Linked DNA regions of Homo sapiens: regions 2, 3 and 4 are each linked to region 1. A link is a loop called in an ENCODE intact Hi-C map of the cell type or tissue named here. Cell type or tissue: A673. All regions are shown on one strand. Links, peaks and the distances in the headings refer to the core of each region. The heading gives the core; the rest is flanking DNA. Region 1 has its middle 140 kb from the start of ZNF326. Region 2 overlaps BARHL2 (BarH like homeobox 2). Region 3 has its middle 31 kb from the start of LINC02787. Region 4 has its middle 140 kb from the start of ZNF644.

Region 1 (8,029 bases), core at 1,774-6,773:
CCAAGGTGTTGTTAAACACACAGCACTAAGTGCAACACTGGAGGGAGGCAGTGGAATTTAAGTTTCCTCTGAGATGATCACTTTTATTAAAGGAGCTCTCTCACCCAAGGAAAGAAAAAGAGCGACAGTAAAGTACCAACTGTGGTTAAATAAGAGGTACCCGTATGGACTGCTTGCCAAGAATAGCTATAGAAATATCAGGAAATAATTTTGGGCACAAGAGGAACAGGCCAAATAATTAAAAGCACAGATTTGTGATGCCACATTTATTAGGATTCTTTGGGGCCCTTATTCTGTAGAACTCTTGGTTTGAAATCTGTACATGTTACATCATTTCAGGAACATGGAGGAGCTAACATGTAGATTAAAATGCCTGATACGTTGTCAGGCATTATAACAAGGAATAATATGTAGGGACTGGGGTGAAATGGCAGAGTTATGGGAGCAATGTATGGAGAGGAGTTCATATTTCATTAAAATAAGTTTCTAGATGTTTGAGGTGGATGGAGTGAGCCTCCAAATGATCCTAGCTGGGATGAGAACTCAAATATAAAGATAGACAAAAAACTTAAGATTCTTTGAATTGAAGGATGAGGAGTTCCAATAGAAGTGACATGAACTCATCAAAAAATCTTGGAAAAGCAGGACTAGTAGACACCCTCCTTCAAATGGAGATGAAGCAAGTTGCAGTAACATCAAAAGTTAATGTTAAGCATTGAGTTTCCAAGTCCAGGGAGCGATAATAGAGATAACTTCTTAAAGAGGTATAGATAAATTCATGGTTGGTAGGTTCATGAAAACTATTTAAAGGAAATATTGATGTCTGTGATTAGTCATAAACCTTTTGATTGATATCAGGGAGGACGGTCTTTGTCTGTCTGAACCATACACTTATTGCCATAGTTGTAGGCTTTTTAAAAAAATTCATAATAGTTTTCTTTTCACTTTGGCTGATGAACTCTTAAATTAGGCTTTACAACCCATCTCAGATTGCCTTTGCAAAACTATCTGGCCTCCTTATTTCCTGAATAGTTGTCCACTCTTCCTTTTCTCTGCTGCCTTGTCATGTACAGCTCTCTATGATGGTATGCATACTGCAGTCTGATTGTTTGTTTACTTCTTGCCTCACTCTCTTGCTTGACTGTGGGGCCCCATCTGCCATCGGTGTTGAGCATGTTCTAAAAAGGAAGTCCAGTTTTCAAGCTAAGTGGCTAAAAATCTTTTTTTTGAGACAGAGTCTTGCCCTATTGCCCAGGCTGGAGTGCAATGGCACAATCTCGGCTCACTGCAACCCCTGCTTCCTGGGTTCAAGTGATTCTCCTTTCATAGCCTCCTGAATAGCTGGGATTACAGGCATGTACCACCACGCCTGGCTAATTTTTTGTGTCTTTAGTAGAGATGGGCTTTCACCATGTTGGCCAGGCTGGTCTTGAACTGACCTCGTGATCCACCTGCCTCGGCCTCCCAAAGTGCTGGGATTTCAGGGGTGAGCCACTGCGCCTGCCCAAAATTCTCTTTTAAAATTCAGTTTTCCAGCCATTTTTGATCCAATGCAGTGCTTATATTTTCTGTTGAGTGAAATAATTATCTAAGGCAATCAGTTTGTTTTTACTGTTTTTTAAAGAAAAAAACAATACCTCAATGATTTATTTAGGGTTTCTGCAAAATATTCCAAATGATTGCTCAGATTGTCCCCTTCTCCCTATATCCTTTAAAAATATTCCTTCAGAATCCAGGAATTTTGAATTATGTCACCCTCTTTTCCTAAACTCTAGGTGCTTCCCATTATCAGTAAAGTCAAACTCTTCAGCAAGACACTCACAACTCCCCTGATGTGGCACCCACTAACTTCATGCCTTCTTTGCCACCACATCCCCTGGTGTCACTGTTCCAGGCATGTCAAATCACTGAGTCCCTTTTTGTTCTCTTGCCTTTCTTATTTCATTATCATCTGCCTGGGCTTTCTTCCTCCATCTTCCCTTATAGCTAAGTGCAAGTGTTATCTCATCTGTCCCCCATATCCATCCACTCTTAAGGTGATTGTATCTCTAGTTAGCATTTATTTTAAAAATGCTTATATGTCTTCTTGTCCACCAGACTAAGTTCATTGAGCCTTTGAAATCCCTAGCACAGTGCCTGGCACCAAGTTGATGTACAATACATTGATGGTCTTTGATCGATTGGCTCTAAGGCAGTCTTCAAAGATGTATGACCAAATTCCAAATACTGAGAAGAAGAGGTTAACAATATTAGGTTGTAAACAGACTGAATATCTTCCTATTTCATTTCCCTGCAAGAGTGAAGGTGAAACAGATGGAAATGTCTGTATTTAAAGGATGTTTCCATAAATTATTCTGTGTAAAAGACACCTAGGAGCCCACTCAGTCATGAAAACTCAGGCCATTCTGCCTTTGTTTTCATTGATTTTTCAGTTATCCTGTCACAGCCAGGCACAAAATAATGCTAACTAGATGAGGCTTATCTAAGGACACCTTATTAAGAAACTAAAAAAGGACCTTAGAATGTGTAAAGGCAATGCAGAAGCCTTAGGAAGGGGAGAGAAAACGTATTAAGTGTTTTTCAGAAGAGGTAGTTGAAACAGTCCTGAAGCACCTGAGAAAAAGTTATAGAGCATTATTTATCTTCCAAGATGGCACAGCATCTTGAATCTGCCTTCCACTATCAATATTAAAGTTACTCTTTCAGTAAGGAGGTCCTTAGTACCTCTTGTGTGTCAGTACCCTGGCAGGGGCTGGGGAAATCAACACCATCTCTGTCTCCAGGGCACTTGCAGTCTGAGGAGGCAGGTGTGTGGTTATCACACAGTAGGATGAGTTCAGTGATAAGAGAGAGGCAAAGAGCAAAAGGGGCCGTGCACACCTCTGACTGGGTGGGTCTGAGAAGGATTCATACAGACACTTGATTTAATCTTGGTAGATGAGTAGGTGTTCACTGAGTTTACCTGTGGAAGGCATTCCCAGTGAAGGAAACAGCCCATGCAAAGGCATCGTAGAATGAAACCTCAGGTGATGTAGAGAGAAAGCTTCAGGTTACCTCATTTTCCAGTGCATAAACGTTGTGATGTAAGCCCTTCCCCTGGGGGTTGCTGCAACTGGAGTATGACTATGGATCTAAGTGTGGCTTACCCTTATGTCTTTGGAAGCACTGAACTGCTTTGCTTCCCTTTTTTTTTTTTTTTTTTTGGAGGAGTCACCTACTCCTAATCAAGATTAGAACTTTCTTAGATGTTCCCATTCTTACTAACTAGCATTCTTATTAGCAGAAGTGAACAGATAGGGCTTGGGCTGACAAATGGAGGGGCTGACTTGCTTGTTGAGAATCTTCTCTAATGTTTCCTGAGCAAACCCAGCCAGTGGGCAGTGGCAGGGGATGCTGCAGCTGTGTGTGGTTTGTCTACTTGAGACCCATTCTGGCCCTGTTTAAGGAAGTTCTGTTAATTGCTTCAGTTCCCCAGGTGCTCTATCCAGTTCAATAGCTCTGCAGCCTTGGGGGATATCCTGGGGAGCTTCTGATCAGTGGCAGTGGCTGGGATCTTTGAACCTGCTGTTCAGCTGTAACTTTGGCAAAATATAGACCGTTTGAGCAGGGAGAGTTGGCATGTAGAATTAGAATTTTCCACTGGAATAGTCCAAACAGAGGTAGGCAAGAGAGAGAAGAGAGAAAAAGGGCTGGACTCTTAAAAATTAGTGCACTGCCTCATTGCTGTGTCTCATTTTCTCTTTTCTCCCAAATATCCCTTCCCTAGGTGCAGCAAATCAGTGCCACATCCAGTCAATTATGAAAAGCCAAAAAGGTCTTTTGTCTTTTTCTCTGCACATTTGGATAAAACATCTTTGTTTATGACTGCGTAACATCATTTCACCTGGATTTAACAACAGTAATCTGTCATATCTGGAATTAATTTTGATTCATGGCCAAGTGCCCTTATAAATCTACTGATGAATTTTCCTGATGTTTTGAGTGAGTAAGCTCATTGTTGGGCTGGGCACGTGCTCATTGGCTGCAGCTGTGAATTCCATACCCAGTACATCCTGTAAATCTGGCGTAATCTGTAAAATAAATGGCGAGCCAGATTCTCAGACTAGCAGAGCTAGAAGTGACAGGGCCACTGCATATAATCTTGCAATCTGGGCACTGGAAAACTCTAGGGGGAGCCATTGACACATTTTATGATGTAAATGGTGCCCACTAGGGTTAATTAAACCACAATCTTCTCTTTCTCAGAGTCTAAGAGTTCTCGGGCCAACTTTTCAGTCACGTATTTCCTCACTTTTATTTTTTCTGTTTTTCATCCATTCCTGAGGCCAGCTGAGGTTTTTACATGTTTGTACTTGGTTGCTGGCATGGCATAGTATTGTATTTGTCAGGGTAGACTAGGTTGCATGCACTGCAGTAACCAACTGCCTCAGCATCTCAGAGGCTTATGTAACAAAGGTTTATTTCTTGCTTAGTCTTCATGCCCATTATTAGGGCTGTGCATTGCTCCAAGTCATCCTCAGATCCAGGCGGATTTTTTCCTCATAGAGGACAGGGTGAACCACACACTTTCTTTTAAGGCTTCTGTTTGCATTCCATTGGTTAAAGTAGTTCACATGGCTATGTTAGCTTGAAAGAAGGGCAAGGAAACATAACCTTATATGACCCAAAGGATGGGCCCCAGATCACCTGTGAACAGCTCTAATGACGGCCACAGGTGTAGTGGAGAGGAATAGTGAAATCATGGATTTTGAGCTTAGTCAGAAGTTCAAATCCTGGTTCTGCTTCTCCCTGGATGTTTAGTAACTTGCAAGCAAGTTGTGTAATCTCTCTGTGCCCCAGTTTCCTTACCTGTGTAAGAGAAGTTACTAGTATTTTCTCATGGATGATGGTGATATGCCAGTTTTGTAGTAAGGGACCCTCAAAATTTCTTTTGTGTCTCTCTGCCCGCTCTCCACCTAGGGTCCCCCATAGTGCCTACACTTTGTATCAGTCTGCTTAATAAGGGGAGATACTGTCCCTGTCTCCCAGCCAACAAACAAGAAAGCCCTGGTGACATTTGCCAAAGCTCATGAAAATAGCTATTAGGAAGGCAAACTGTGCTTAGAATAATATTAATTGGACTTTAAGCTCATTAGGAATTAAAAACAGCAACAAAATTTTCACCTCTAGCATAAGGGGAAAAAAATCCTTGAGAGCCACATAGCTCCCCACTAAAATGCATAGCTGCTGACCGTCTGTAAATGCCCAGAGGATTCTCTTTGCCTGGCTACAGAGGTTCAGGATAACATAGCAGATGCGAATGACTTCAGGATACCTTTCATGCTTGGCAGGCGTCCCCATTTTATTTATGATATCAAAGCTGCTATGCTGTGTTCTCTTCTGCTGAAGACATAAAAGAGATTCAGAAGTCATCCAAATCATCTTGTAATTAATGTTACCATGCACGCCCAGGACATTAAAATGTTAACAGTGTTAGAATCGTGTGCTTTGGAATACCGAGTGAGGGCTTTATTAGAGAGAAATGCTCAGCAGATGTCATCCACCCTAATTGAGGACATCAGGGTGCCTGCTGCTTGTTCTTATCAGTGGTGCAGAGTGTTTTTTTTTTAATTTATTCATTTTCTTTACTGCTAGAATCTGCTCTCATTATTAGACTATCTTGTCACTCATTTGCATTTCAAGTGCTGGGACTGGGGGGGAGCAGCTATCTGCCTTAGAAGAACACTTCAAGGGTTACTCTATCAAATAGCAGCACTGTAGCACAGTGATTCTGACATCTGGGTTATCTTATTCCCAGATGCTCTGTGGTGTCATTAGCAGGATTAATCTTAGCTTTAATTTCATAATGATTCTTATTCTAATATATGTGAATGAACACAAAGTCTCTTGACTCATTATCACCAATTTACCCAAGATATGTAATCAGGCTCTTACATTCACCAACATTTATTTTTGCTAATACATCTAAAATTGTAGATTAAGCAAATATAGTTAGTTCCAGCTGAGTGAATGCCTACCGAGGTAGCACTGTAGTATTTATGTTTTAATTAAAGTACATTAATGGCGTTGTTTTTTAAATATGTACTGACCAGAAATGTGTTCACGGGGAATAGTAAAGTCGTTGTTCAAGCAGGGTCCAGCTGTAAAATTAGTCACAGCAGCATTACATTAGAAGCCACTACCCACTTCTTTTTCAAATTATTGAAATTCCCTTTGCTAATTAGGTTTTTAACCTTTATAAACAAGATGGAGATACACAGCCTTAATTCCAAACAACTCTGCTCCCCTAAGGAAACAGAACGGCAAGTCCTTAATGGTGAGTGTAATTGCGATAAGCCTTGTTGTTTTCATTCCCATTCAAGGTTAACTTGTCACATCAAATATTGTCACTTTTAGTTTATGATCCAGGGTTGGCAACAAACCATTTCCCCTATCATTTGACACTGAGTGTGGTCATGTACTAGTGGGAGTGAGGGGGTGGGAGAAGAGATGGTGATGCAATAGCAAATTCCAAATTCTTCCTTGTTAACTTCAACACTGGACTCACTTTTTTCATTTGCCAGATGTTGTCGCCCAGCAGCATGTAGTGCTTTATTATTGATGGATAAAATGTTCAAACATTTAAAGAAATGAAAGTCAGCTTTGCATTTTTAATTAATTAATTAAAAGTACTGTAAATGCCAGCTTGTTAATTGCTTTGCACCTGCAAGCCAACACAGGTTTTGTGCACTCTTTCTTTGAATATTAAATTTTTTCTCGCATGTCTTTGTAATGCTTGGGAAGTCTCTCCAGCAAACATATTAGTAAAGAGTAAATATTGAATCTTAGACAAAACTCATGGCTTCATCTTTCACTGTACCCAGAATAGGATTTAAAGGAGGATTTAGATTTCCAAGGCTTCTAATTAAGTAGTGATAATCAGGCTTTCTGCTGAGGGTCACTTCCTGGGAGTAATTTGAGTTATTAAAATGCATGTTTTTGTTTGTTCTGCTTTGCGAGCTAAAACCGATCCCTTTTAATATAGCAGCAAATATGCAAATTGGTGTTTCATTATATTGTGCAATTTATGGCAATCTTCTCTAATTTATTGAAAGGTCAGGAGCCTGACCTTGTCATTCAAATTTTTTTTTCTGGTAAAGCTAAACTAATTATGTGGATTTTAAAAAAATTTATGAAACTCTGAAAGTGTGCAGCATGGTAAAGAATGTGACAAATTTAACTTTCATTTAGCTTTCATATTCATCAAGACGGCCTTCGGTTTTATTTGGATCCTAGCAGGGAAGAATAGGTGATTTAGGAATCAGTTGGTTTTAAGTACTGAAAAAAGAAGGTAAAAAAATTCTTCTATCTCAGAAAAACATGGCAGCCAGAATAGCTTAGCCTTACTGAAATAATTAATGTGTACATGCTTTAAATTGACATTGGCCAGAAAATATTAAAAAGAATGATCACAGGCTCAACAGCTATGTATCTTTGCTCTGTAAAGAAATGAAAGAAATGGGGAAATATAAAATCAGTGCAAAGATAAAAGTCTCATCAAACAACAAAAAAAGAACAAACACAATTGAACACAAGATCAGGGATACAGCGGTTAGAAAATCACCCAAAATAAAATAAAAAAGAAGAAATAAAAATGAATAAGGAGTTTTATTGTTTATGGTCTTTGATCCATTCTGAAGTAATGTTTGTATATGGTGTTAGGTAAAGATACAACTTCATTCTTTTGCATGTGATATCCAATTTATCCAGCACCATTTGTTGAAAAACCTGTCCTTTCCCTATTGAATGGTTCCTGGCACCATGTCAAAAATCATTTGACCATATATATGAGGGTTTATTTCTGGGCTTTCTATTCTATCTCATTGGTCTATATGTCAGTCTTCATGCCATCACCACACTGTTTTCATTACTACAGCTTTGTAGTAAGTTTTGAAATCAAGAAGTGTGAGTCCTCTGGCTTTGTTCTCCTTTTTTAAGATTGTTTTAAATATTTACAGTCCCTTGAGATTCCATATGAAATTTGGGATGA
Region 2 (8,029 bases), core at 1,378-6,377, 580 kb after region 1:
GTGGAAAGGTCTTAATGTTTATATATAAATTCTAATCTAATTCTGCCCCAATAAATTTCTTGGTGGGAGGACTTTCAGCATGTGAGAGGCACTGTACCTTCTGCAGGAAAAATTAGGCCATGAGACTCAAGATCGGCTGTGCGGAGCTGCCTAATATCATCCCTTATGCGCCAGCAGGGGCAAAGAATTTTAACTCAAAATAATAATAGGAGACGGGTAAGAGGAAATGGATAACAGAAGTTTGGGCCCGGCTCTGCAACCAGGCACGCCCAGGTAGCTGCCACTCAATGGCTGAAGAGAAGGCAATGGGAGAGCCCCTGCAATCGCGCAGCCAGCCGCGAGGGTAGTAGTCACGTGATGCCGCTGGCTAGAATTGTTTGGTGCGAACATCTGGCTCTTGGTGGTCATCTCTAATGTGTGTTAGAAAAGTTTGTGGGGCAATCAGAAATGTGGATTCCCAGAAATTTCCAAAGCAATCCAGAAAAGAAGGAAGACAAAGGGAAGTGTGCTATCCCACGGTTATCCAATTGTGCTTTATGTGACTTTCTGGGCCAATCTATCAATGCATAGTAATGAAAGATTATGTGAAATTTATGTGTCTATTCACATATGATAATGTTTAATGCAATGCCTCAGTGTGTTCACTCAAGGCCAGTGAGAAAGTAGGTGTCCCTTTAAAATCCTCTTAATTTAATGGAAACAATTTGGTAAGCTTTCATTAATAGAACATTTGTGGGAAATAAAACAGATGAATAAGAAGGTGACGCTTTAAAGTGGCTACAGCTCTGATGCACCCTACTTCCAGTGGGAAACTGTCTTTCTTAATATCTAGTCTGGAATCTCTCTGCTCATCAGTTTGCAGATACCCAGTCTGCAGGAGGCAAGAGTTGGTTCAAGAGGAAGTTGGGCAATCAGATTATCAATGCTACTAACAAACATTATTTGCATTTTTCAGAAATTATGACACGGCAATTTTATCAAATTGGAGATATATTTAAAATCAAAAGCTTAAAATTAAATCATTAGAAAAACTGTTCACTCTACAGGAAACCTAGCTAATGTGCTTGGGAGACTCTGACATTTGAAAACTATACCAAATAACTTAGCTTTCCTGCAGTAGGAAGTGAATAGCACGGACTTCCACATTTTTTCCTAACACTCTGTCAGCTGATTTGTTTTAGAATGCAGACCATTTTTACACCACAGGCACCCTAATTTTGTATTATAGGAGTGGGGAAACAACGCACCACTAATATCTAATTCCTCTCTCCTAAAGAGGCATTATAAATGTACATTGTTTTATAGAAAACTTTCCCTACTAGTTCACGTGAGGATGGACTGTGCCTGAATGGGCGCCCTGGAACACCTCTTCCTCCAGTCCCCAGAGGCTTTGGGGGAAACCCCGTCTCGCGAATAACGCTTGAATCTACAGACATGGATAATCCATTGCACTACATATGTCTACTGGTTCCTAAATTCCACTTAGCATTTTCGTACCTCCAACTATAGTGGGAAGGAGGAAGAGAAGAGCCAAAGGGGAAGTAGGGGGTGATCAACAAAGAGGAGTTGACTTCCAAGAATTGAAGAGAAATCTGAAGGAGGTATCATTTGCAGCCATGAGGTCTTTAGAGCGGTGGGAGTGAAGCTGGATGCAGATAAGAGCTCCCATCTGAGCAAAGATTATTTTATTGTCTTCACAGGAGAAGAAGGCTTTATATTCCCTCCAGAGCCCCCCGAGATGTGAGAGAAGGGCCCTGCTCTGTAGGCCATCCCAAGTACCGTCCTTGAAAGCGTCTGGATTCCCGTCCCAGGCCTATAGAGCCCCTGTCCTGATGCGCCCATGCCTCCCTGAAGCGCTGTCTGTACCCGGGCGCAGGAACTCGTGGCGGCCGGGCGGTCCTGAAGGTGGAGGAGCGCGGGGCCCAGCTGGGGTACGCGCCGAGCAAGAACCCGCACGGAGCCGGCGCGCCGCGGCTGGGCTTCAAGGCCGCCGCGCCAAATCCCTGGCTGCGACGTGTATGCGAATCGTTAGGAGGAGGCGGGAGGACAGCCACACTGAGGGCCTCTTCACTAAAGAATGAAGTCTGACGGCGGGAATGGGGGTGGGTGGGGGCGGGAATCCATCAGCTCCACAAAGTGACAGGGCCCTTTTATCGTAAATCAAGTTCAATCTCGCTCTCGCGAAGGTCCTCTTTTTTCGGCGGAGCTCCCGCAGGGGCGACTCGCTGTCCCAGACCAGATAGTAGCAAGAGCTGGGAGAGACCCAAATCTGCAGGGAGAGGGCGCGGGCTGAGAGCCGCGGTGGGGAGCAGGGCCTGGGCCCAGCGCGACCTGCAGGGCTGCTGCCTCGGGAGCGCTTCTGCTCTGCCTGCGGTGGCCGAGGCGGCGGCTCGCCGAGCGCGCTCCGAGCTGTGCGAACAGAGGAAGTATGTGCCAGTTAGAAGGGTTCCGCCGGCCACCTCGTCGCAGCCGCGGCGCAAGGTCTTGGAGCCGCAGACCTGAGGCCCGGCTCCTCCCTCCTCGGCTTCCACTAAGAACTTATTAAATAGGGACGATTCACAGTTGATCTGTCACTGAGCACTACTTACCCCGAGATCTTTGGGTTTTTGAATTACTTTATTGATCTGAAGATTTTGTTCTTTGGAATGTGACCCTGTTTGGACTTAGAGCTAATCAGGAAACGCTGCCGGGGAGGTTGCTTTGTAATCACTTTGCTTACCTCCCCCCGGGCGCCGCCGACCCTTCCTAGACGCCTCCGCTGCGGCCGCCTAGGCTTTTACCCGGAACCCGCCAGCCCAGGTTACCTAGCTCCACCCGGCGCCCTGGGAGCTGTCTGTGGTGCTAGCACACAGAAACCGGGAGCGGGAGACCCAGTGGACAAGGAGAGGAGAGAGGAGACAAACTGAGAATGTAAGGTTAACCGAGACGGTCCACCCAGCAACACTCAAACTGACAAAGACCTTCAAAATTCAGCCGGAAGGACCGGGGGAAATAGTCCCTTCTGGGTCATCTCATCGCCCCGAGACAGATGACCTGGTTTTCTAATCCAAGAGGCCAATGACACCTCCCTTTCTCTGAAAGCACACCTCCCCACAGCCCCACACACCCCTCTCACTTACCCCTACCCAGCCCTGGGGATAAGGTAAGAAGTCAGGGCACTCGGCACTGGACCCTTATGATAAGTGGCCCTAACTCCAGAAAAAGACACAAATGTTAGCAAAGAAGCCTGGAGATGACTAAAAAGTGGGACTGGGTAAAGACCTAGTGGGAGACTTAAGGAGCTTGGGGATACTGTTCCAGAGTCCATAGGAGTAATCCCTGGAGAGGCCCCCACTCACTCATCTGCGCACACCGCTCTCTAGTCAACAGCCAGGGTACAGAGCAAGCCCGAATTCCCTCACCAAAGATTCAGAGATGCAAAAGAAACATCATTTCCCTGCAAGGCTTGACCCCGCCCCTGAGCATGTCCACCAGTGGTGAAAAGTCTCATTCTTTCCAAGCATGTTGACTTCAAGCTTGGTTTTTTCAAAAACCAGGCAGCTCTCTTCCAGTACATTTTTGTAACCACGTGGCTTAACAAGAACTAAAGTTTCCCTAGCCCTGGGGAGAGCTTTTCCAAATATTTTTAGAAAGTTAAAAATATAACAAAACAAACTACTCACAAGCCACTTGTTTAAAGAGGGGAGGTGGGATCCGACAGACTCCTGGGGAAGGGCTGCCTAGGCAGGAGTCAGATGGCAGGGAGGGAGGAGGAGGGAGAGTAAGCAGTTTTATTTGCAAGGGAGGAAATCAACTGTCTAATTTGCCATCGTGTGGGCTTTCATTTTAAGGGGTGGAGCAAAATTAAACGGATACAGGGTGGTAGGTATCTTTGCTGGAGGCATGGAGCCAAGAAGCAATCACTACTTTGCAACTCATTGAAAAATCACTAGTTTGGGCTAGAACAGCTGGCTGCTAGCCGGGGAGTTAACTTCTTCCTTCACACTCACTACAGATTTGTGTAGGTTTGCTGGGGTCCCTGAGCTGATCTTGGTGTTGGCAAATCTAAGAGGCCTTTGTAGGTCTTTAAACGTCTCTCTGAAATAACTTTGTATTACTGTGTTTCTGTAGGAAGCAAAGATTGCCACTGAAAATCTCTGTTTTTCTAGCCTCCGACTTAATCAAAGGAGCAATCTAAATGGAGTCCAGCCACGGAGTGCCCTTCAGACACCAGCTGAAGGTGGGAAAAAAGAAAAAGAGTACAGTTCCCAGGGACAGCTGTCCTCTGCTTCTCTGTAACTCCAGATTTCCCATGAGAATAGGCCTCTGCCTGTTACCTTGTTCCTTGCTTCTCAGAAAACCTGGAGTTGCACTCTTCACCTCCTAGCCAACCTCCTAATTTAGTTGAGCAGGCACAGAAGGAAAGAAGGACCCTTTGTGAAGAAAAAAATTGAGTTTGCATTTGACTTTTAAGCAGGTGACTTTTGAATACTAGGGCACCTGCTGAGGTGCCCTTTGCAGTACTGCTGCAGAAAAAGAAGGAAAGAAAAGAAAGAAAAGGAAAGGAAGAAAGAAAGAAAGAAAGAAAGAAAGAGAGAAAGGAAAATAAAAGAAAAAAAGAAAGGAAGGAGAGAAGGGAGGGAGGGAGGGAGGGAGGGAGGAAGGAAGGAAGGAAGGAAGGAAGGAAGGAAGGAAGGAAGGAAGGAAGGAACCAGGCACCCACCCAACTTTCTTCCTGGGACAATATCCCCCACCCCACAACATCCAATCTGCCAACTTGTATGCAACAGCAGGTAACCAAACAAATTTAGAAAGGACATTGACACATTCAGCTGCATGATTTAGGGGGTGAAAGAAAACATGACTTTGAAGAAACTTGGATTTGGGGAGGACCCTAATGGATCCTGAGTAATTGCTAGCAGCAGAGCAATATGAGGTTGATTAAGAGATCTTGGTCTCTGTAGGCACAGTGCTTCCCCCTGCATTGTCCACCTCAGGAGTCCAAGTTCAGCCTTGAGTGTAAAGCGGCAGTGGGCAGACTTCCCGGCCCACCATCCTGCAGGTGGCTGGGGACTGCTGGCAGCAAATGGGTGCTCTGGCCTTATTTGGATTTGTAGTTTTGTGTGTTTTTCATACCTGGATCTGAGTTAATTCTTTGTAAAGATTCTTTGTATGCATAAACTCTGTGGCCTCTCAAATCCCTCCTTGTGCCTAGAGTTGACCAGCCCCAGTTTCAGTGCAAACAGAAGCTATAGCACCCTCAAACCTTGGAGAGTGCCTTTTTAGGCCTAGGCAGACCACTTTTAAACTGTTTAAACTTGATCAAAAAACCCAACTGCAAGATGAAACAAGGAGGGTCTGCTAAGTGCCTAGGTATTGGACATCCTAACTGGACATAGCGGCGCCCAATTTCCAGCCAAGCCCAGCTAGCTGAGTTTGTCTCAGCTAAGCAGGCAGAAAATGAGAAGGGCCAGTCCAGACCCTTTTGTTAGAATCAAACAAGACCAAGACCAAGTTTAAAGCAAACTGATGAGCTGGAGAGAAATCTGCAAACCACTTCCTAATTAGCCAAGGTCTGATCAAGGTGCCCCCAGGCAATTTCCACCTGGATTTCACTTTTCTTCCCTCCTTCTTTCCCACCCCTCCTAAATATACATTCCCACATCACTTCACATTTTTAAAAACATTTTTAACTACACTAAGGTTCAACCATCAGAGAAAGTTGGAGGCCAGGTCCAGATGTATTTTAGCTGCTTGTATTACCCCTTTGTCACTGTACTAGGGCAGGAGTGAGGATAGAAATGTGAGGATGCCCAGATAGGAGGTCTGACTCTGGCTACTCAGGAAGTGACCCGGGGGCTGGAGAGGAGTAGGAGCAACCTGGGAACTGTATGCTCCACTAAGTGGCTCCTTCATACAGTCCTGAGCACTGAGCCTGGTGGGGAGCCAGCCTGGCGGGGGGTGAGGGGTGGTGCTTATGACTGACTTAGGCCAGGGTGCTACAAACATTTACTTACATACACACACTCACACACACTCCTAAAGCAGGCAGCGGGCCTCCTCCACACTCTGGGCAGGGTCTCCTATTTTGCAGTCCCAGCTGTCCCAGGGGTGCAGATAAAAGGCTTGGCAGCCAGTCTCAGCCTGAGTTCACCGTTGCAAAGGAACTCCAGGCATCGCAGCACAACGAACTCACTAGGACAAGCGGCTCCGCATGGGGCTGGGGGCTGGACGCCCGCCGCCAGGGACTGAGAAGGCAACGATCAAAGCCGCCACAAGGGTTTGTTAGCTGGCCCTCTCCAAGTCCCCCGGGGGCGTCCTAATTGCTCGTCCCACAGCCTCCCGCTCACAGGCTGTCCGACCTCGCCGGCGCTCAGCCGCGGGCAGCAGAACAGCTGCGAGGCTCGAGGAGCGTCCGCCTGCCGCCCAGCCCCTGCCGGCGTTGTCATCGCTGCCCAGCGCTTCGGACCCTCGCTGCCCCAGGAAGACCCCTAGAAGAAGGAGGAGGGGAGGACAGAGGGATCACCACACCGGTGAAGCTGGGGCCTCTATGCAGGTCAGGACGGCAGCAAAGTTGGCCGCCGACTTAGCCAGCACCCGCAGCCTGCAAGTACAGATTTTCTCCCACAGCCTCCTGGGTTGCTTTGAAACCATCCATTTAAAAAGAAAGGAACTCATACATATCAAATAATGGTTCGGAAGAGGCCAGCACGAAAAATGGAGCTGCTTTTATACAAGCCAACCCAACCTCTTTACGGATTTTGTAAATTCCTAATATTTCAGAAGAAATTTGTTGTTCTAAACCAAGTCAGCACTTCATCATAGTACATTCTGCTTTAGTAAAATCAGCTCCCTTGGATTTCATCACTTGTTAAAAAAAGATAAACTTTATTTTTGTAATTTTCAATCACAAAAAAATCTATATTTTTGTCTAAGCATTTATTTTACTGAATCGAAAAGACATGAAAAGAAAAATCATGTTTTTACTAACGTATATAAGTGACTCTTTTTGGACAACATATAATAAATATGATATATCACTTATCACTCAGTCTTTCAAATGTACATTTTTTTCATATTATGGAGCATGCCACTTTTCCAAAAGAAAAAAGGTCATGAGAAATCAGTGCAAAGTTCTCAGTTACCCTCCTCTTTTCTCTGGGGCAGACGGAATGTCCTCGGCAACGCCCTTTGCCTCAGCACTTGAGGCTGTCCATATATAGTTCACTCTGCCTGTGCTGTTTCCGCTCCGTGCCCTTCTTTCTTCCCTCCTTAGCCCTCCCCCCTCCCTCCCTCCTGCTTGTCCCTAAAGTCATTTTTGAAAAAGAATTTGAGGTTTTGTTTTTGTTGATGTTTTCACTTACTGGTTGCACTCTGTGTGGGGTCAGCATTTTCACCAGTCACACTGCTGTGGGGGAGATTTCCAGCCCTGTTTCTAGGGGTGGGGAGATGGAGAGCAGAGGGCTGGCTCCTCTTTGGGGGTCCCCTGCCCACTGGTAAGCATCTTCCTCTCTTACTCCTCTGCCTTCCAGAGTTGGCTGCAAGGGAGGCCTAGTGGCCTGGAGCAGGGAGAGGACGGGCAGCAGTCCGGGTTGGGCAGGGATATGGGGAAGGGATTGCAGTGCCTTCGCTGCAATGTTTTCACCGGGGGTGTGGGGTGCCTGGGATGGGGCTGGACAATGGATTAAGGGCTGGCTGTCCCCCAGGCCCTAGGCCGTGGATGAGCACACGGGGCACCAGGGGCCGCTGCAGCTGGGGATGGGGTGCTGGAGGAGTCCGGTACATGCTGCTGTACATGGCAGCGGCAGCCGCCGCCGCCGTAGTGCTGTCCATGCTGCCCAGCAGGCTTGGGTGATAGAAATAAGGCGATGGAAACATCCTCTGCAGCGCCGAGTAGTTCCCTGCCTCGGCCAGCAACTCCAGGCCCACCGCTGTCTGCCGCTTCCACTTGGTCCTGAAAGAAAGCGGGTGTGCAGGCACCCAGCAGCTGTGGGCATGGTCCAGGCACCAAGACCCGGCCCCTTCTCTGGCCCCTTCCTGCCTCCTCCTT
Region 3 (8,029 bases), core at 1,635-6,634, 450 kb after region 1:
TTAGTAGGTTGGATATCTAGACTGATAACACTTCACACACCAAGAGAATTTGAAAGAAAGGTTATTAGTCACACAAGGGACTTTTTTGGGGGGGTTGGGGGCAGGTTAGACATAAGACAATCTAGAATGACAAGACAGGAAAGTGACTTGAGCCTTTATAGTGGCCAGGGGGTGGGGAGGGGGAAGGGATTGTCATGTGCATGAGGGTTTTCAAACTTCTCTATGATGCAAAGAAGCCAGGGGGTATATGTGTGTTTTCTTGTCTAAAGTACCAGATGTATGGTGGTGGGAAAGAGAAAGGTGGAAGTGGCTGGGTTCAGTGGCTCACGCCTGTAATCCCAGCACTTTGGGAGGCTGAGGCGGGTGGATCACCTGAGGTCAGGAGTTCAAGACCAGCCTGAACAACAAGGTGAAACCCCATCTCTACTAAAAATACAAAACTATCCAGGTATGGTGGCAAGTGCCTGTAATCCCAGCTAATTGGGAGGCTGAGGCAGGAGAATCACTTGAACTTGGGAAGCAGAGGTTGCAGTGAGCCAAGATCACGCCATTACACTCCAGCCTGGGCAACAAGAGCGAAATTCTGTCTCAAAAAAGAAAAAGAAAAGTGGGGGAAGTGTGGAAGTCTAAATCCTATCAAACAGTCTAACCTCAAAACTGGAGTCAGACTCTTTATTACAACATTCTGTTGGCCAAAGACAGTCATGTGGCCAAACTCAGAATCAAAGGACAGAGAAATCAACTCCAGTGAAAGAAATTACAAAGTAATATGCCAAAGGAGCATGGAAAAAAGAAGGGTATAGAATTGAGAAAATTAATGCAATCCAACACCTAATGAAGATGGATATTCAGGACCAAGGTATTGTCTCCAGAAAATGTTTTGTATTTGTATGATGATAACAATGGGTTATATACACAAGACATTGAAGATATGTAGCAAGGAATGATGAATCCAGAGTTAATGAGTTTATGTGACCCTCCAAAAAGGAAAAAGAAACACCAAACTTAAAAATCTTTTACTGAATCTGACATGTTGAGGGTAAGCTGGTGGGGACCTAGGAGTGCAGGGTAAGTGCTGCTAGATCCCAAATTTGATGTCTCTTATTTCTCAAGCTATGACATTAGGTCCTGCTAATTCAGGATAATTACCCCTTAGTGAATCCTCCCAAGAAAGAAAAACCCTAACCTGGTCCTAAGTCTCCACAACATTTATTACAGTTTAACTTCTCCTTCCCCTACCCCATTATTTGAACTTGAGAAATATATCTCAATTTCAATATTGGTCTACATAAAATACAGCAAGAAGAGAAAGCCTGCTGACCTCCAGTTTCCCATTCAAGTTCTCCTCCCCACCACATACGATAATTTAATATAAAGACACTATAAGTACTCTTTATGTTACTCATCATTCAGTTATTCCTCCCTCCATCCTACCAACATATATAGGGCACCTAGTCTGTAAGAAGAGTAAAGATCTTGCTACTTCCCCTTCAACAGCACTACCCAACGCACACCATAGCATGCTGTGCTCACCCTCTGCCTCCTTCTAGAAGCTGAGCTTGGAACTACTGATTCCTCAGAACCAGCAGTGCTGCACAGGCAAGTCAGCCAAACCCAGCAAAGTAAGAAAACAGAATTTTATTGCCAAAATTTACAATAATTATCTGAGTAGTGAGCTAGAAACTTCAAATTTTAGATTCCTTAGGTAAAGATCCCACTAGAAAAAGATAAGAATCCCATGAATAGAAAGGGATAATAACTCTTAAGGGAATTTGAAATCCTCAGGAGAAAATATGCCAATGAAAACAAACTTATTTTAAATGCCCACTCTCTTTCACCTCTCACATCCAATCAATCACGTGTTCTGTCCACTTGACCTCTAAAAATATCCATTAAATCCATCCACTTTTATCTGTCTCCTTAACCTGCAGATAACCTAGATACTTATGTGCCTTCTGTCCATGGCTCACCAATATTTTCAGAAAGAATCCCTAACCCCATTACACAGCCTATAAGACTTTCCATGACACTGTCTCTTTCCCACCTCTTCAGTCTCATCTTTTTCCTGTACATACCCTGTATCTCCCATATGCATTTCCCTGGGCCCACCACATTTATTAAAGGCTTCAATCTTTGCCTCTGCCTAGAATGCCCTTTAGTGACCCAAACAACCTCCAAATGATAATCTCCAAACTATTCTTCACATCCCAGTCCAAAAGCCTTATGCACTGTGAATTCTTTCCCACCTCTTCACAGTTAATCATTTCAGGCCTCTGCATGCTAAATACCTTCTACCTATCTCTATTGCAGCCCACGTCAGAGCTTCATCGTAAGAATTTGTTGACCTATTTGTTTCTGATTAGAATATGAGCTCATCGCAAGTGGACACCATCTCATTCTTCTTTGTATCTGTCCCTACCTGGCTCTTAGTATAATGCCTGGTACCTAGCAGTCACACAACACGTCTGACAAATGAATAAATGAATATATTATTCCTTCCTGACAGATCTGTTACCTCTCTCACACCAACAGAATGATATGCCCATGGTGGTGACTGGGACAAACTAAACATGGAATCGGTAGTGACAGCCTACAAACTTCTGAGAAGTACAACCTAAAAGATCAAGATAGTAAAAAAACAAAAACAAACAAACAAATACAATGAGAGACACATGGAGAAGTGGAAAAGAGAATGAGAGGGAAGGATTGAATGAGAAGAACCAGAAAAGATCATAGAAGTAACAGACAGAAAGAGTTTGGATAGGCAAGAAGAAAAAAAAAAAAGCAAGATGAGAGTTATGACAGTAAAGGATGGCTTGGACACCAAGAGAAGGAGAGAGATGGAAAGCACTCTTCATAGAGAAAACAGAGCAAGGAAGAAGAAGAAAGCTAAGGAAACTAAGAAGAACCAATTACAAGGAAAGCAAAAAAGACTTATTCAAGGAGTATGGTGTTAAAAAGTAAATGAAGTGAAAATTTTTAAGTGCTAAACTCTACCAAAAAAAAAAAAGTATGACGGCTAATTTTTACAAAGTAAAACTTAAGACAAGTGAAGAAAAAGCATAACAAGTCTTTTGCTCGTGTTTACATGTCATAAAATATTGAACAAGAATTAAAACAGTTTACCAATAACTCTGTCTCTGTGCAATACAATCTACACTGTCCTTTTCTGGAGAAATGTACTCACTGTGTGGCCCTGTTCAGGCACCAAATCTTTCTAGCTCCAAGAGTTGTTTCCTCATAAAAACCAGGCCAGTAATATTGACCTACCTAGGTAGAATGCCCTTTAGTAACATAAACTTCTGCCAACTGATAATCTCCAAACCATTCTTCACATCCCGGTCCAAATGCCTCATGCACTGTGAATTCTTTCCCACATCTTCAGAGTTCATCATTTCAAGCCTCTGCATGCTCAGCACCTAGGTAGGTCAATATTACTGGTCTGGTTTTTAAGAGGAAACAACTCTTGGAACTAGAAAGATTAGGTGCCTGAACAAGATCTCACAATGAGCACATTTCTCCAAAAAAGAACAGTATAGATTGTATTGTACAGAGACAGAGTTATGTGAAGAAGAGAAGGTCTTATGCAAACCTCTCGTGGCAGAAGAAAAGGGAAATATAAACGAGCAGAGGGCAGAGAAGGCATGTAAAAATTTGTTAATAGGTTCCGGTAAAATGTCCAGGGCTTTAAACATACCACCCTGTGTCCAACAATTTATGTCCTAGAATGACCAAGAATCAAGCCCATGAAAGAGAAAGAGAGCTCCACTGGGCAGCAAACCACAAGTTCATTCAGTTCCTTGATTTAGGAGTAGGGCCAGAGATACAAGGAGAACCCAAAAGAGAGGTCTGGCAGGGTGGGGAATCTCACACAAGCAGCAAGTTGAGGAAGTATCCAACAGCTTGTCCCTTCCTTGACTCCATGCTTCCTGCAAGTTATGTCCTTATACACATGGGAGGGCCTTCCAGCAGCAGCAATGAAACTGCGTGTGACATTTGAATCTCCTGGGCTTCCAACGCACTTCTCAAATAGCCATTATCTCTGGATTGCAATCACGGGCAGTCTCACCCACTGGACTACAACTTGAGGTCAGTGCTTGTGTCTTCCTCGTCTCTTCATACGCAACACCCATCAAGATGCTCAGCATGTAGTAAATGATAAGTAAACTAAGTGAAAGAATAGATGGATAAATAAACAAGAAAATTATAAATGCTGCTTAATCTTTAAGCCAAGTCCCCTGAGGGTTTGACAGCTCTCTGGGCACCTAGCTACAATTCAAAACATTTACCACTAGATGGCACTATTTTAATGAAGCAGTAAAGCCCTTATTCTGGCATCCTTACTATCAGATACAGGTAAGTGCTTTAATCAGAGTATAAAATGTGTTACTACAAAGGTGGAATCTTCTAACTCTGTAATTTCTTACATTTCCATAATACTCTAATTCTCTACTTGTCAAGAGGAAAATACTTTCCAACAATTTTTCTAAATTCTCACTTTCCCCCATGCCACTGGTACGGCCACATAGATCACTATTAGTAAGTTGAATCCTTTCAAGACCCCCTCTGTAAAACTGGAGAACCTCCCTTGTTAGGATTGGCTATTGTTATAGGTGTTCTCAACCTCATATACCAGGGCTTTAAAATCACATCCCTGTGGACACAGTCAGCCCTAGACAATAACCACATAAGCGGCCACCCATCTCATGGCACTTGTGAAGTCTCTCAAAGTTGAAACTCCTAGGCCATTGTCACCATGGCCAGTCAGAACAAGGCTTAGCAGCAGTAACAGGCAGTCAGGCACTGGGTGATCTCTACACACTGCTATCAGACTCAAGGAGACAGAGGACCCAAAATATGTCTCTGAAAAAAGTGGGAGAGAAAGTAGCAGGAAAAGAGAAGGGCAATTTTCCAAGGCTTCCAAGCCCGCAGCAGTAATGGTAATCCTAGGGCCAAGCCATTAACTCCCCTTCATTTGGGCTCAAAAAAGTCATTTTCCTCACAGAAAGATAAAATAAACCAATTCATGATTTTGCCTCCTCTCTGTATACCAATAAGGTAATTACTGTAAAAAGGTATACCTGTTACATTGGTTTTATTCCTTTTCAAATAAACCTGGTATTGAGAAGTCATGTCTTCATTTTTGATAGCTTCCTTCAAAAGGTCCAAAGGGGCATGCTGATCTTTGGATTCTCAGAACGCCCTCCCCCTGCAGCTGCTGCAGGTTCCAGCTTGTCACACCCAAGCCACTCCTTCTTCTGTTCCTTCTGCACGCCGCTACTTGCCTGGCACTGTTGAGCACATACTGCCTCACTCAGGAACTCTGGGAGAGCAAATATCATGCCTCTTGTACCTTTTTAAATCCCTTTTTATTGCCTAGCACAAAGCCCTGTTGAATAAGAGAATAAAATAGCCTAAGTTTGAGGCTACTCTAGAACTCAGCAATTAACTCATCTTCGTCATAGGTTATAGGGCAGCTGCACATCTTAACTGGCACTCAAATCTACGTCATCCAAACCTCGTATGTTTAGATCCAAACTCATCATGTCCTCCTTCTATCCTTTTTCCCCAGACCTGCTCCTCCTCCTGACTTCCTCCTCTCTCTTGATGGCACTATGGCCCTGCCAGGCATCCAAGCTCAAAACCACAGAGTAACATTTGCCTTTTTCCCCTTCCTTGCTCCCTCTTTGCTTTCACCCTATCTCCCCCTTTGCATCTCAACAGCGTATTCAGGCCTTCAGTCTCTCCTGCCTTAGAACTTGTCTCTCTGCTACAGGATAAGATTTTCGAGGATGGAGAGCCTTTATTTACTGACTTTCTCATTGTCCTTAGGGCCTTTCCCAATAGGAGTACTCAGTTTATTAATTCATTTACTTGAGAATGTATTAGATGCTGGCCATAAAGCAATGAATAAGATAGGAGATATACATATGCACAGATAGTCTATAGTGAATATCAGGGAAATTTAAGTAAAAATGAAAGATTGAGCTTGAACTAACCCATCCCTAGAAGCTTCTCAAAGTATCTCTTATTTAAGAATAAAAACGTGTTTTCTTGTATTATAAAATGTGCAACATTCTATGGAGTAGGACATGAACTACTTTCACTCAACTATAAAACCAGTGAAAAGAAAATGAAATTGTCCAGATTTGGGCACAGAAGAGGCAATTTAGAAGAATGACAATTTAGTATTGAACTATTTTTAGAGGTGAGTGATACCCTATGCTCTGAACCTTCCCTGGTGTCCTGCCCAAATAAGAGACTTGCAAATCTGATTTATAATTTTTACAAAAGATGATAAAGGAATGGTGCACAATGCCTTTCAGATTACATTTGCATTTTAATAGAAAATGTCAGTGCCCCTGTCTCCAAGGGTGATGCATACTGGAACCTTCAGGTGCTCTGGCATTTAGCTCATGAGGGCTATTCCTGGCCCACCTGATGATATCACACAGGCTTTCACCCCATCATAGGCAGGAACAACCCTGGTACTACTGCACCCATCAGAGTGTCTCAGGCCATGGAATAATAATACTGGCTCCCTCTTCTATTAAAGGACGACTCTCAGTGTCTCAGAGAAATAAAAACAGTCAAGAGCACAAGCTCTGGAGTCAGAAAGATCTGGTAATGGTTATTACTGTTGTTGTTGCTGCTGCTGTTACTACCTTTATCATTTTCAGTACTGAGGATTTCCCCGGGCTATACCAATCCCAGCCTATATCCAGGGCACGTGGGATACACCACTACCACCTAAAAGCTGACTCTGAGTTCTGGGGCATACCAACTAGAGATATGCAGAAGCTGGAATATTTGCTAAATAAGAAAGCATGAGGTCTCCCCAAGACTTCACTTAGCACCCATCCCCTCCCAGTCCCTACGGTTCCATTCCGTAATCCATGGCTAATACTTATTGGGTTATTTATTGCATGCCAGACACTATGCTAAGACCTTCACACACCTGACCTTATCTAATCTTCACACAACCCTATGAAGTATATTATATTAGTATCTCTGCTTCCAGAGGAGAAAACTGAAAATTAGATAGGACAATCGTGCCTCAGGTCATACAGTCAGTAAGAAGAGGGAGCTTTCTGAATACTTTTATTTTTTTTCCCTCCAACTTTTTACAAAAACAACTTCTATTTGGTTTCCAATTACTGTTTTAAATCCCTACTTTGATATTAGACCATATTGTATCAGTAAATTAAGCCCTGACATTTAAGGAGAAGTCATTCATTTAGGTGCCTAAGTATAATTCTTTTTGGGGAGGCATCAGGGGGCAAGATGCAGTCTCGCTCTGTCACCCGGGCTGGATTGCAGTGGCACGATCTCGGCTTACTGCAACCTCTGCCCCCCGGGTTCAAGTAATTCTCATGCCTCAGCCTCCCTAGTAGATGGGACTACAGGCGCACACCACCATGCCAAGCTAATTTTTGTATTTTTAGTAGACATGGGGTTTTGCCATGTTGGCCAGGCTGGTCATGAGCTCCTGACCTCAAGTGGTCCACCTGCCTCAGCTCCCAAAGTACTGAGATTACAGGTGTAAGTCACCACCCCCAGCCCTAGGTATAATTCTGTATCCATGAGCTAACCTTGGCCAATATTCCTGGAATATCTTTTAAAATATGTATATTGATAGAATTAAAAATATCCTGTAATTATCTATAAGACCAAGGTTGTCATTTTACAGATGAGAAAAATAAAGCCCACAGGTAACACATGTCTTGCTCTAAGTGTCATAGCAGGAAGAGAGCTAGAACCCAGGGCTCTTCTCTTCCCAAAGGGCTCAGCTCACCAACTGAGACTAACTCTGAACAGCATGAAATTATAAATAATGGGCTCTTCCTTATAAGTAGAATTGCATGGTGGTAAGAGCAAAGGCTCTGAAATCAGCCCAAACAGGCTTTTTCCCATTTCCATTACTATATGACCTTGGTCAGCTAGTGATATGGTTGGGCTGTGTCCCTACCCAAATCTCAACTTAAATTGTATCTCCCAGAATTCCCCCATGTTGTGGGAGGGAACCAGG
Region 4 (8,029 bases), core at 1,974-6,973, 1.0 Mb after region 1:
AAGTTGTATGAAGTGGCAGATTTCTCCTAGGGTGTCTGGCCAGCCATGACCTGCTCCTTTGGTCACCTCCCGAAGTCCAAGATGAGTTTCAAGAGCCACATGTCTATGAGACCCTCCTACCTGGACTTAGCTGACTGCAGCAGGAGGGACATGTGATCCAAGCTGGAGCACACAGAATCTCTCTCCTGGGATGTGGAGCTGAGAGACACTGAGATCAGGAGATGGGAGCTGATTCCTATTAATGACAGGTCTGGAGCGAAGGTCTGTACATCAGCGCTGTTAAGTTTCTGAGGGCTGTTCTGTTTTGTTTAAGCCAGTTTGTAGCGGGTTTGTGCAACTTGGCTAAAGAGCCTCCAGCACTTAGATTTGCTAAGCCAGGGAGTACCCCCCGGACCGTGTGGCAGTGGACTGAAGGAGACAGGAAGGCAAGGAAAGGCCCAGGGCAGGCGCTGCTACCGAAGGGCCTGGCTTGGGAGAAGGCTGCCGCTCCTGGCAAAAATGAGTCTCAGAAGAGTTTCTGGGTTCATTGACAATGAAATGCTGTCAAAGGACCCTCTGCTTTTCCTCGGAAACTAATATTCAATTTCTGGAGGCCTAGTTTTCTTCTAGAAGAGGCAAACTGCACATCTCATTTTAGGTGGTGGCTGGTTCTGGTATCATGGGCATGTTACCGCTTTTTACACAAAAGATTGCAATATGTGCAATGCCTGTCTGTGCTTTTGTTTTCTATGGTTTTGTTTTGTTTTAACATGTTTGATTTTTTTAAAGCTGTTAAGCCCAAGATTGGAAGCTCTCAGATGATCAGATCTTCTCTGGTGTCAGGATGCAAACACGCTAGTCCCTGCTTAAACAAGGCTCTAGTCTTTTCTTTGTATCTATTCCATCAGGAACTGCTGGAGATAAAAGCAAATGTCTTAGAAGAGCAAGTGTGATATGTGGTACGCTATCAGGAATAAATCTCTTCCTGCCAAGCAAGACTGTAAGGCAATCTGGAACCAGTTACTAAACAAACTTGTTTTATTTCAAAACAGAATCACCTGACTTACTTTTCTATTTATTTCTTGTCTTGAATTCTTTTTTGATATCAAGATGCTACTAATGAAACACAGTGGACCCGAATTTTCCAGGTGAATCGAGAGAAAGGGGTTTGTAAAAAGGACTTAAAGGGAAAGAGCCCTCATTTCCTTTAGATTTTGAAAGGATGGTGTTAACAGCAGAGGCTGAAAAGGTACCATGGAAACTTAGCCTGGGAAGGGAATGGAAGGGCAGGGAGAGTGACAGAAGGAGGCAGAGGAGGGAACTGGTGGTGTTCTGATGCCAAAAACCCCTCTCTTAGGTGTTGGCTTAAGGAGTGGCAAATACGCAATGCGTTATGCACTGATGTGCGCCGTGGAATCCGATGTCTGTGGGGCTGCTGTGCGGTGTGTGGGGCCCTCAGATGAAAGGGCACTGGAGAGTAGGCCTGTGCCCAAGGAACTTACTCTCAACTGTGCCACACCCAGGCAGGGACTTTGTGAAAGCCCTGGGGTGACTGACAGGTGATGGAGGTACCTGGTAGCTGTCTGTGTTGACCAGATAGTGCCCCAGCACCCTGGCTTTTCCAGGTGCTGGTGTCTTCCCAGATGAGGATGCAACATAAAAAAAACCTGGAGATTCCATTTGGCAGGGGAATCCATACATCCTCAGTGCAGGCACAAAGACTGCAGGTAGCAGGCCTGTGGTGAAGGGCCAGCATTTGTATCATGGTCCTGACATTTTCTCACATACTTGGTGTTGCTATTGTTGTTGTTGTTTTGTTTTTGAGACAGGGTCTCACTGTGTTGCCCTGTCTGCAGTGCACTGGGGCTCACTGTAGCCTCCACTTCCTGGACTCAAGCGATCTTCCTGCCTCAGCCTCCCAAGGAGTTGGGACAGCAGGCTTATGCCACCACACTCGGCTATTTTTTTTTAATTTTTTGTAGAGACAATTTTTTGTGTTGCACAAGCTGGTCTCAAACGCCTGGACTCAAGTGATCCTCCTGCCTCAACCTCCCAAAGTGCTAAGATTACAGGCATGAGCCACAGCGCCCAGCCTCTCACATACTTTGATATACAAGATCTCATAACACTCTGCAAAGAAACCCGGAAAGGAAGCTGCCAATTTTCCCATTCTACAAATGAGGATGTGGAGGCTCAGAGGCTGGCTGACCTCCTTAAAAGCTCTGAGCTGTTCAGCTGAGGAAGTAAGTCTCAAGTCCTGTTCATCTGACTCTATGGCAAGGGTCTGAAACTCGAGTGCTCAGGGGAGCAGTGGAGTCATTTCAGTGAGAGCAGCGGCCTGGAGACCATTCACACCGTCTAAAGGGGCAGCCCACGCTCAGTGCTAGCAGAGTGCTGCCATCCAAAAATGCAGGCCCAAAGCTGCTAGAACCTTCTGTTCTTCAAGAGAAACTACAATATAGATTTTTGTGTGAGAGCGCAATTTATTCAAAACAATTTATTTTTTAAAACTTTAAAAAAGAAAAACTTTGTGTGGCCCCAAACAACATGCCTCACTGCCCCGTCCCGCTTCCCTGCCAGTATGCAACTCCTGCTGTGGCACATTTCACGTTTATTGAGCACCTGCCATGTCCAGGAACTGTGCCGAGTGCTGGGGGACAGGCACAGCCCCTGTTTGAATGAAGCCTGCCTGCTGGTGCAGGGCTTCTCTATCCACGTCCACTCAGTCTATATCAATTCAGCTTCTATTCCTGCTCCTGGGCTGGCTGCTGTGGATGTTTTAAAAAATACCACATGGTTGTACAACAGTGTGCGCGGACTTAATGCCACTGAATTGTGCAGTTAAAAACAGTGAAAATGGTTAACCTTTACATTATGTATATTTTACCAAAATTAAAAAGTCAGTCTACAGAAGACACATGTAATTTTTATCCACAAGAAAGATAAAACCTAAATGAGAAGAGAGAACATAGTGCTATCAAATATTTCAGTTCAATAGACATTTGAGTCCCCATTGTGTATCAAGCACCATCTTAGGTGTGCACACAAAGTTAAGGAAGTTAGTTCCTGTCTTGAAAGTCACTTCCTACCCTGATGAGAGCAATGTCGGGAGCAGCCTTGGTTTTTGCGGTTAACAAGAGCTGCCCTTTACGGAATGCAAAATCTCTGCCAGGTCTTTAGTAAGTGTTTTATGTGCACCGTCAATCTCACTGGAGCCTCACAGCAAACCTATGGGGCAGATGCTAATACCAACCCCATTTTACAAAGGGGGCAGAAGCTCAGAGAGGTTTAGTAACTTCCCCAAAGTCACACAGAGTTAATAGGTAGAGAAGCCAGGTTTTGAACCCAGTTTAGAGTAAAGTTACTCTAAACCCCATGGGCAGAGGGATGCAAAGAGGCCTGGTGTAGCCAGCTCAGAGGGGATCAGTGTGGGCTTGAGAGACAGGAGCTCTTGAGGAGGCTGGGCCAGAGGAGCTGCAGGACCCAGGTGAAGGCACCACACCTTCAATCCAGGTGAGTCTCCTGTTACAAATGCAGGAGCAGGTTCACAGAGAAGGCCGTCAATGCTGATTCCTAAAGGATGATAGAGGGACAAAATGGGAACAACATTCTGGCCACACGGAACAGGGAAGAGGGGCCCACCGATGTCATTGAGCCCTTGGTGCCCACTGTGGCTCAGTGAAGGTGACATCACACGATGTAGGTGAACTCTGAGGGAGATGGCAGCTGTGGCGGGCCTTCATGGGCTTGGCGGGCCTCAGAAACTTTAGCACAGACACTCCACTGGGAACTGGACTGGAGGAAACTGCCAGGTACCACATGGCAGCTGAATGGGCTAAAACAGAAGAATATTGAAATAGTGAGAGAGTGGGCTTTTATGAGAGACTGGAGGTTCTCCCAACATGCACAGTGGAGATGAAGGCTGAGACGGGCAGACAAGATGACGTTAGAACAGGACCAGATCATATTGGGCCTTGTCAGCTCCAGGCTACAAATGCACATGTACTGTGGACGTGGGGGAGCAGCCTCAACGCTGCCTCAGGGGGTAAGAGGCTCCTGGACAAGGTAGAAAGGGGCCAGGGAAAGCCGGCCTGGCTATGTGGTGAACTCCGTGAGGTGGGCTGTCAGTCCACAACGCTGTGTCTAGAGAGACTTGGAAAATTCAAGCCTGGTTCGAGAGAGCACGGTCATGCAGAGCAGAACGTGGCTGTGGACATCCAGGAGGGAAGAGGGCAGCCAGGTCAGCCCCAGCTGGTGGGTTGAGTTTCGGGCAACACAGGGAAAGATCCCTGGAGGAGGGGGCCCGCTGGACTGGGCAGGTATGTCAGGGCTTACCGGTAACAGAAGCCAAAGTCCAGGAAACATCTAAGTCACACCTTAGCAGGCTGAAGGGGGGTTGTAGTGGAGGGAGGCTTTTGTGCGGAAGGGTGACCGTCTAGCACCAAGCTCAGTCCCAGATGGAGCAATGGCGATAAGGCTTGTTTGGGCGCCACCTGCTGGTAGGCTGCGGCTACTGTTACTCTGGCCCTGGGCAGGTCCACCTCAGATGGAGGCCAGGAGGGAATTTGTAACAGCACTCATGATGGGATTTTTACTATTTTAGTTTTGGTTGAGGCATGAATACAATAAATGCTAAATTCCAAAGGGGCTACTGTGCAGAAACTTCAAAGTAGTATTAAGAACAGGGTAAACACCTTTTAAATTCCTGAGCCATTAGGAAAAGGCAAAGAGGATTTGCAAAGAGAATTTTTAAAGTGAGAAGCTGTTAAATCCCTTCTCTCCCAGGGTTGGTGGGAGGGGATCTGTGGCTGCGCCCTGCATGAAGTCTGGAGAGAGACTCTAAGAAGAATACTTGGAAAGCTTGTTAAGTTTTTCCTGAATAAAAAGGCACTGGACTAAGGTCAGACTTCTGCCTAGAAAATCAGACAGGTAAGAAATGGGCTGGCCGGCTGCACCAGAAACCGAATTAAGGGGAGTTGGTTGCTGCTTCAGGCAGAGTTAGTAGAGGCAAAGCATGTGCATGCGTGCTTCCAGATGTGCTTGTGCAGAGAGAGAAAGGAGGGGGTTTTTCGTGATGGTGATTGTAGTTGTTGCTTTTCAAGGAAATGTCAGGTATTGATGAATTAACCAAGTATAATAAACAAATGCCACAAGATACGAAATATTTGTGTAAGTGACTGTCCCTATTTTATTTTTTTAGAAATAAAACTCCCAATCAAAATTCAAACAGCTCAACAATATACATTAGCAGAGAACGAATTTCCCCTTAATTGTATTCCCCACGCTGACCTTTAGGGCCTTTTCCAGCATTAATGCTCTCCATCTACTTTCTAGAGCACATTGTGCTTTGCAGCCAGCAGGTGGCAGCGCTCCACTGCTTTACGGGGACCCAGAAAATAAGTGGATTTGGGAGGCAAGTCCCATAGAGCAGAGAGCTTTGAAAAATCGTTTTCCTTAAAAACAATTTTTAAGTTTTCTAAAAAAAATCAGGAAAACCCTGTGATTTTGTTTTTTACCTGTTTAGAACTGGCCAGTTCCAACTACTGTGCTCTAGGTGAGACATTATTGTCCCTGAGCTCTGAGCTTTTGCAAGCAAGAAAGAAAGGTTTAGAAAACAAAGGGGCTATATTGGGTCCTGTGACTGAAAAGTCCAGAGGTCTGCTCTGTAGGGAGGAAGATCCCATTTTGATTCATTTTGATCCCATTTGATTCACCCCATCATCAGGGCCTTAAACCATTTTTCTGATGTTTTCTGCTTTCCACAGGCCAGCTTTGTTGTAGGCGTGCCTCCCTCATGATGGAAAATAGCTGCAGCAGTTCCCGGCCTCACATCTGCACATTTCACCTTCCAAAGCCCCCAGAAAAATGTTGCCATGAGCCTCAGTGGCCTGAATGGAATCACTTGACCATTCTTGTTTTGTTTTTGTTTTTGTTTTTGTTTTTTTGAGACGGAGTCTTACTCTGTCACTCAGGCTGGAGTTGGAGTGCAGTGGCACGATCTCAGCTCGCTGCAACCTCTGCCTCCCGGGTTCAAGAGATTCTCCTGCCTCAGCCTCCTGAGTAGCTGGGATTACAGGCACGCACTATCATGCCCAGCTAATTTTTGTATTTTAAGTAGAGATGGGATTTCGCCATGTTGGCCAGGCTGATCTGGAGCTCCTGACCTCAGGTGATCCACCTGCCTAGGCCTCCCAAAGTGCTGAGATTACAGGCGTGAGCCACTGCACCTGGCCACTTGACCATTTTTAAAGCAAATACTATGACCAGAGGGATACAGTTGTGCTTATTCACTTGAGCCTAAGCCTCATGCCCATTGGGTGCAGTAAAGTGTCCCCCGTGGGTACATGAGCTGTGTTGTGGTGACGGAATACCTGGATAATTAAGGATAGTTACCACAGAGTGAGGGATAGATATTTGGTGGCACATGTGGAACGTCATCGTGAGCCTGTTGCCATCGGTCTCTAGGAAGCCCTGTTGTTCACTAAGGAAGTGGTGAACCCAAGCATCACTCAGGGAAGCCAGCTGAACATCTTCCAGGTCTGTCCGCTCCGATCCATCCTCTACCAGTCAGCCCCCAAGTGACTGCACATTTGCACAGTTCCTCTGCTGAAAACCCTACTGGTGGCTCCCATTATCCAAGCTAAAGTCCTGTTCCATTCAGGAACATGAGTCCTATACCGTGGCTCCTGGTCTCTCTGGCCTCGTCACCCTCCCCTCCCTCTGGCACCTTAGCCTCCAGCCACACTGATCCGCTCGTTCATTCTCTCCACTCTTACTTGGAGGGTCTTTTCATTTTTTCCTCCTAGATTTACTTCTCTTCCTCCTTTCAAACTTAGCTCAAGTGTCAGTAACTCCTGGAGAGCACCTTCCACACATGCCCTGGGCCTGGCTTGGTGCCCTTGTCCTTGGCTTCCCCACAACCCCGTGAATACCCAAAGCATGGCTCTAACCACACTGTGTTGAGAAGATGTTCACTGTGTGCCTCCCTCTACTAAACCATGAGGTTCTTAGTGGCACAGGACTGTGGTAGGTTGGTAGATGCTCCAGGAGTGTCATGGAACTGCTGGAATACATCCTCAGTCCTCACTTATGCAGCACAGGACTGCATTGTCTGCATTTGGCTCTGGGAGGCAGGTAGTGGATTTTGCCTCTCAAGAACAGAACTCCCTCAGTCAACTGTCTTTCCCCTGGACCGCACGATTCATTGGCCTGAGTGATGTTGTAGGGTCCTTCCCTGTCTTAAAGTGTATGATTCTCACTGGCAGTAGCATTGGAGAAGCTGAAGAAGAGAGGACGTCCTGCTGATCTAAGGTGATGCCTCCCTGAGGGCCTTCCTCTATAGGAAGTCAAATTGGACCATCAGGGAACAGCCCCAATTTTTGGATCTACTGGATTCCTAGTGAATCATATAAACACCCGTGGTGTATAACCTTTCCCCTCAAAAGACATTTTCATTTTTCAGAGATTTCTAATTTTTTTTTCTTCTGGCTTCCTGGTTGACCTGCCAGGGTGGAAAGGACCCAGTGTTCTTTGTGTGTGTGTGTGTGTGTGTGTGTGTGTGTGTGTGTGTGTGTGTATACATATATGTCTATGTAGACATATATAGACATGTCTACATGTCTACACGTGTAGACATATATCTACATGTCTACACGTGTACACATATGTCTACATGTCTACACGTGTACACATATGTCTACATGTCTACACGTGTACACATATGTCTACATGTCTACACGTGTACACATGTCTATGTCTACACGTGTACACATATGTCTATATACACATATACATATATACATATACATATATACACATACATATATACATATATACACATATACACATATACATATATACATATACACATATACATACATGTATGTGTATACATGTGTATACATCTATGTATATGCATGTATGTGTATACATATATGTATACATATATACGTATGTATGTGTATATGTATATATACATATATACGTATGTATGTGTATATGTACATACACATATACATATATACACATATATACATATATACATAGACAT

What was found. A loop is a pair of places that touch in the nucleus more often than their neighbours do. Peaks named below come from ENCODE experiments on the same cell type or tissue, not always from the same donor. Only the 100,000 strongest peaks of a DNase experiment are listed, where the experiment ranks them.
Region 2: it touches region 1 in a loop (5-fold over the local background); 2 of 110 quality-filtered maps call a loop at or near these places.
Region 3: it touches region 1 in a loop (6-fold over the local background); 12 of 110 quality-filtered maps call a loop at or near these places.
Region 4: it touches region 1 in a loop (5-fold over the local background); 5 of 110 quality-filtered maps call a loop at or near these places.

What each region holds. Positions count from the first base shown.
Region 1 is chr1:90,129,047-90,137,075 of GRCh38, forward strand. No RefSeq gene overlaps it. Among named protein-coding and RNA genes, the nearest start is that of ZNF326, 140 kb to the left of the region's middle. RefSeq lists an enhancer at 3,220-3,721. In A673, for the core only: a CTCF peak has its summit at 4,169; DNase peaks (open chromatin) are centred at 4,175 and 5,615; H3K27ac peaks cover 1,163 bases.
Region 2 is chr1:90,704,692-90,712,720 of GRCh38, forward strand. BARHL2 (BarH like homeobox 2) reads right to left here. Exons shown (of 3, transcript NM_020063.2): 3 at 6,848-7,933. The coding sequence ends at 7,621. Among named protein-coding and RNA genes, the nearest start is that of BARHL2, 8.6 kb to the right of the region's middle. RefSeq lists enhancers at 1,354-2,148, 6,293-6,861. In A673, for the core only: no CTCF peak of the experiment used is centred there; DNase peaks (open chromatin) are centred at 2,130, 3,460, 3,860, 4,810 and 4 weaker places; H3K4me3 peaks cover 4,439 bases; H3K27ac peaks cover 5,000 bases.
Region 3 is chr1:90,575,118-90,583,146 of GRCh38, forward strand. No RefSeq gene overlaps it. Among named protein-coding and RNA genes, the nearest start is that of LINC02787, 31 kb to the left of the region's middle. In A673, for the core only: CTCF peaks have their summits at 4,279 (motif pointing right) and 4,478; a DNase peak (open chromatin) is centred at 4,274.
Region 4 is chr1:91,160,975-91,169,003 of GRCh38, forward strand. No RefSeq gene overlaps it. Among named protein-coding and RNA genes, the nearest start is that of ZNF644, 140 kb to the left of the region's middle. RefSeq lists an enhancer at 4,243-4,392. In A673, for the core only: CTCF peaks have their summits at 4,483 (motif pointing left), 4,686 and 5,337 (motif pointing right); DNase peaks (open chromatin) are centred at 4,477 and 5,327.